2 separate regions of the Homo sapiens genome follow, and region 2 is linked to region 1. Evidence: chromatin loops called from intact Hi-C (ENCODE). Cell type or tissue: A673. All regions are shown on one strand. Each heading gives the region's core, and the rest is flanking DNA. Links, peaks and the distances in the headings are about the cores only. Region 1 overlaps ASTN1 (astrotactin 1). Region 2 overlaps RASAL2 (RAS protein activator like 2).

Region 1 (2,920 bases), core at 215-2,714:
TTGATGACTCGAGGACATCTGGCTTGAGCAGTAGACTGGGGTGGGGGTTGGGGTAGATCCTGGAATGCAGGGTTTTGGTGGGCTTCAGGGTGGCTGTGCTTCATTTGCCCCACATCAAGCCTTCTTTCCTGTAGATCCTAAGCTGTCTCCAAAAGCTGGGATTTGATTAGCTTGCATTTGATTTCTTTGCTGCCTAATGAACTGCTTCTGTCATTCTAGCCGTGATGTCATTAGCATCTCATTGCCTTGGGCAGCAACTCAGGAGAGAGATTCTTAAGCAGCCTCAGAATCCTATAGGAATTGTACCAATTTACTTCCTAACAACTAATTCACCTCATGGCCTGTCAGTTACCACCAGAAGAGCAGACCCTGCATGAGAATGGGCCGGTCACTTTTGTCACCCTCATGTGCTCCTGAATTTAGGTGGGCCACTATATACATGCCTAAGGCCATGTGCACATCCACAATGACATGTTGAGCTTTAAGGACGCGATATTCTCATACCACAATATTCTATTGGGGAAACTCATCCACTGTATGCTGTAGGATACAGATTTAGCCTAAAGCAAATGACATTTATTTATAGCAAGCTGTATTTGCAAAATGCTTTGCAGTTTTAGGATTGTTAACTACATTCCAGGTTGGATGTTCTTCTATTTGTAAGAAACTGAAGTGTCCTGACTGGACTCCGGACCTTCCCTGACAACAGTGGAGTGAATTCTGCAAACAGAGGTGGGAGGGAGCCACACCTGGGTATTCTTTATCAAAAGGCACCTTTGTCAATTATAAGATTTTGAGACCTTAATTGTAGCTTATTTCTTCTGTCCAGAGAGGCAGTGTATTTATTGGACTAGAATATTTATTTTGCTAAAAGACAGCATAGTGTCTCCAACCTCTAGAGCAGTTCTACTCAGACTCTAGAGGGTAGAAGAGGGAAGATGCCCTAAAGAACTGTAATAGGTGTGGGCAGTGGAGGGGGTGAGCCATTGATTCACAAGGAAGTAAGGCAGGGTCTTCTTCTGCAACACTCCACACACAAACCTCCCCCACTGTTCACTCCCACACAGGAGGAGTTAAAAGCAACGGTCAAAGATCAGCCTCTCCTGAAGCTTTTAGGACCTGAACGACTCTCACTTACCACAGACGTGATGGTTATAGGTGCTCTCTTTGGGCTAAGGGAGATTTATCTGGGCTTTCACCATTGGACTCCATCATTTTAAAGAGTACTTCCCAATTGTATCTTTAACTGAACATAGGAAATGCATTTCTTCTTTGAAAAATCTCCCTCACACACACATCTCTATTCTTTGCTGGAAACTGAATAGATAGCTTTTGGGAGCTTGCTGCTCATCACTCCTGTGCAAATCCAGCTCCTCTCCAGACAGCCCCATCCTGTTTGGCGAGGGGACCAGAAGGCAGTGGGTCTTGGCCTCCGGCGGGGCTCTTTTTATGTGGACCTGAAGGTTTTCCGGAGACAGAAAATATGATTCTGAATTAAAACAAGAGTTTGGTGGGTTCCCTCCACGGATTTCTACATCCTTCCCATTCCTCTCTACTCCCTAATCTTGCTAGGTATCTAGAACTGAAGGGCTTTGAGGGGGATTCGCTGCATCTTGATTTTAATTGGGATCGCCAGAAAACAGTAGCAAGGGGAGCAACCCCTCAGATGTTTACAGCTATGACAGGACCCAGCGATGGCCAGCTGGAGGGCAGGAAGGCCCTCGGACCCTCAGCTCCGGAGTGTTTGTGGTCGCAGCGCCCTCTAGTGGCCGCATTTGTCATGAGCACGGTACATGCTTAGTAATGAGAGGAGGGGGCGTGGGGAGCATGCCTGGGTATTTGGGGATTTAAGGTGCGAGAAAAGGCACTGGTGGCATATTACTTCCCCTTTGAAGTAGTGTTTACTCCATGTTAAGGATATTGGGGGTAGGGGTTATTTTCCCTTCGGAATTTAATTTTCCTTTAATTATCCTGTCATCATCTATGCCCCTCTATATTTTTCTCTGTCGGGTAAATGTTACGGAATTGTTTTAGTCTCTAATTTTTTATTCTCCGGTTAAAGAAAAATTGTACCTCCACAACATTTTTTTAAAGTAGCCGTGTGTTACTTTTTCATAGTTTATTTTCTACAGTGCCAAAGTGAGATTTATCCATTTTTTTTTCCTCCCGCTCACGAAAGTCATTTTAGACTTATATCACCATCTAGCGGTCATGTCGTGGAAATTCTTTTCCCAGACTCGAACAAATTCTCAACAAGGAGGGCTGCGGGTCAGTTAGGAAATGCGTATAATTAGAAGGTGGGTAAGAGCCAACCAGGAGACCCTCAAGCCCTCTGGCAAGACTTGCATGGCGAAATTTCAATAATCTTTTTTGAAAAGAAACTGTATCTTTACTGATTTTTTTTTGGTGGGGGGGCCGGGATTTTACTTACTGCCTTTTTTTTTTTTTTTTTTTTTTTGAGACGGAGTCTTGCTCTGTAGCCCAGGCTGGAATGCAGTGGCGTGATCTCGGCTCACTGAAACCTCCACCTGCCGAGTTCAAGCGATTCTCTTGCCTCAGCCTCCCGAGTAGCTGGGATTACAGGCGTGCGCCACCATGCCGAGCTAATTTTTGTACTTTTAGTAGAGACGGGGTTTCACCATGTTGGCCAGGCTGGTCTCGAACTCTTGACTTCGTGATCCACCCGCCTTGGCCTCCCAAAGTGCTGGGATTACAAGAGTGAGCCACCACGTCCGCCCTTTACTTACTTTCTTAATGAAGTAGAGTTTGCTGACAAAAAAGCACTGGGTTTCTGAAATGCTTGAGCCCTTTTCCATACATTGCATGAAACAGCTTCAGAGAGACCACTGGGCTTTGGGGAATGATGGACACACACAGAACACTCATTCTGTTCCTCTCAGACTCATCAGAATGTGATGCT
Region 2 (2,920 bases), core at 287-2,786, 1.4 Mb before region 1:
GGTGACTTACTGAATGGATATTCTACCTACATCTTTCTAGTTATTTATATAGTTTTGGCAATTAATCTTTCTCCTTCATTGAATCATATCTTCTCCTTCCCTTTCATTATTCCTCTTCTTTGTCAATATTATATTCACTTATTTTTTTATATGGTGGAAATTGGGAATTATGATGATTTTACAGAGTAGTTTTATCATACCAGATCAGAATATCAATTACCTGATTAATCACCAATAAGCAAATAAATGAGATAGCTGTGGAAGGATTTGTAAACTGTAACAGTTTGAGGAATAAAATAGTAATAGCATGTGATAAGTTTAAGAGTTTTTTAATTTAGAAGAACAGAAAGTACACCTAGAACTAGATGCCTGTCCTGGTTACATTCTGTCTACCTCGCCAGATCTATTCTACTCTCTGCCCTTCTTGACCTTGTTACATGTTTCAGGAAGCTGACCTCTACAGAATACATCAAAAAGCAATCTTTTTCTGCCTTCGAGTTAGATTTGGCCAGTAGGTGACACTGGCAAGAAATCAGAAGGCAGAAGAAAAGAGTTGGAGTGTTTATTCTGTCTTACTTCCTCCCTGCTGGCCATTTTTGTTTGGTATAGAGACTGTGTTCTTTTGTGCATAACCACAGCAACTGTCAAGCAGCATTCTCATGCAGCTACAGTTCTCTAGGTTCCAGAAACATCACTTTCTTCCCTTGCCTTGGAAGCCCAGGGTGATAACTGCTTTCTGCGACTGCTAGCTCGTGGGTGCTTCCTCATCCTTAGTTAGGTCCTTTATGCTGCCCACACATCTGCAAATAGTCCCTCCAATAAACCTCTTTCAATTAATCCAATTAATGACATTTGTTTTTGCTAGGAAGTACTGATGTAATTCCCAATGGCCCCTCGAGATCATTTGCAGGGCCAGGCCTATATAATCCAACCCCTTCCCATTCCAAACTCCTCAGTTTAACTCAGTATCTCTTCCATTGTTTCTTAGTGAAAATCCAGCCCTATCTTGTGAAACCCACTCCTTCATGAAGATAACATATCTTTATGACATTAGCAGCCTTTTAGACTTACCTATATCTTCATCAAGCCTTTATTTTTATAATCCAACTTTTCAAAATGCAAACAAAAACTAGGTAATTTCAGGAATTTACTCAGAAAAGGAAACTAACTTTCCTGAATAATATCCATCTCACCTCCTTCTCCTTGTTGAGCAATACCAACTGGCTGTCTGTGAGGATGCAATACTTCCGCTCCCACGTTGTTGTCTCGGTGTAGGGTGACTGACCACAAGACAGACGGTGGGTGGGTGGTCCTTTCACATCTGCATGAGAAAAGGGAAAAACAAAAGTGACAAATCATTATCTTGCTTAGTAAACCAGTATTTCAAATGTAAAATTCTTCCAAATCAAATAAAGAGGTGAGCCTAAACACGAATCTCAATGGTAAATTTAAAGCTTCCTCTTAAGAAAATGAAAACTATTATATACAGAATAAGGAAAAAATAGCCCTATGACCTTCAGAGAAGAGGGCTGAAACACTCTGGGAAGAACTGTTAGTGCAAACTTTACATAGTAATTACCACTGTATATAAACTATAATAATGAGAGGTTGCTTCAGAGCTTAACCAGTATCGTTTAAAATACAGAAGCAGAGTGACTCAGACACCTTCCCTAGTCTTTAGGAGAAAGATGATGTTACATGTACACTTTGAGAACACTGTTAACCCAGAACTCTGAGAGTAAATGTATCAGCAGACTAGGCCTTCCAAATGGCTTTACACTCACAGGAATTGACAATGTTTAAACAACAGCATCGTATTACCACTAGAGGCCAGCAAGATCTTAAAAACATGGAAAATAATTTTCTTAAGAAAATATCTAAATATATTACCATGATGTTTCTTAAAGGTGGAGGTACCCGATATTAAAGCAAAATGTCTCAGCAATTCCCAACTGTCTCATTTCCTTATAAAATACCAAGTGGTTACTAACATCTCTGTCATTTTCAATTTTTTTGATATAAAATGTTTACTCATTTGGGCTGCTGGAACTGGGCACATATTTTAATTTATAAGTACACATTAGCTCCATTAAGTAAAGCTTTTATGACAGTTCGATATATATTAAAAGTTCTTCAGGCATGAGGAACTAATTCTTCTCAGGAATATACTATAGAGACTACTTAACATGCATTATCATTACTTAGTTATTATGCTAAAGTAAAAACTCAAATTGAAAAGATTAGAAAACCAATACCCATGAGGGCAGGGGAGTTGTAAATCATAAAAAAGTACATTATATCTATTATATGAGTATTTTTCATTATCACTGCTTTCTGTAAAATTTTTGTCTTTTGTCACAGGATGATAGGTATATTACTGGCACTGGCTTGACTTCAAGGAAAGGCAAATAATTTCCTAGGTGTCTTACATTATAATTAACCAAATATGCATAATTATAGCTGGAGTTCTGTAGAACGTTAGCAACAAGTCAGTTGCTATATGTCTCTCTTCATAGAACTACGTAGGTCTCTGTTTATAAATCCCTTTATGTGTTCAATATTGTCTTCATTGTTTCTTCTGGTTTAACTTCCTGTCCTCTCTAAGGCTATCTAAACTGCGCTGCATGTTTGGGGGTTTATCAACTCCCCCCAAAGATAATTCAAGGTCCAAGAACCAACAGTGTTATTAGGGCTTGGTTAGACATGTTACTAATTCTTAGAAGTTCACTGTTTTGTCTTTTCTTCCCTTATTTTCTGTTTGTATCTCCTCCGCACTATGCACAGCATTACATGCTACATCTGTAGCATCTCCAATCTACACCAACCCTCTCTCCCCTACCCTCAACCCTCCCCTTGTAGTCTAAGCATCTTAAATTATTTTATGTTAGAACTGCATCTTTAGTTCTTCCAAAGTTTTCTT

Evidence for each region. Hi-C counts contacts between places; a loop is a spot of excess contacts. Peaks named below come from ENCODE experiments on the same cell type or tissue, not always from the same donor. Only the 100,000 strongest peaks of a DNase experiment are listed, where the experiment ranks them.
Region 2: it touches region 1 in a loop (4-fold over the local background); 4 of 110 quality-filtered maps call a loop at or near these places.

The regions. Positions count from the first base shown.
Region 1 is chr1:176,896,813-176,899,732 of GRCh38, reverse strand. All of the region lies in intron 16 of ASTN1 (astrotactin 1), which reads left to right. Among named protein-coding and RNA genes, the nearest start is that of MIR488, 130 kb to the left of the region's middle. In A673, for the core only: a CTCF peak has its summit at 1,763 (motif pointing left); DNase peaks (open chromatin) are centred at 1,772 and 2,212; H3K4me3 peaks cover 454 bases.
Region 2 is chr1:178,281,965-178,284,884 of GRCh38, reverse strand. RASAL2 (RAS protein activator like 2) reads right to left here. Exons shown (of 18, transcript NM_170692.4): 2 at 1,194-1,321. Among named protein-coding and RNA genes, the nearest start is that of RASAL2, 190 kb to the right of the region's middle. RefSeq lists an enhancer at 132-939. In A673, for the core only: a CTCF peak has its summit at 1,818 (motif pointing right); a DNase peak (open chromatin) is centred at 1,824.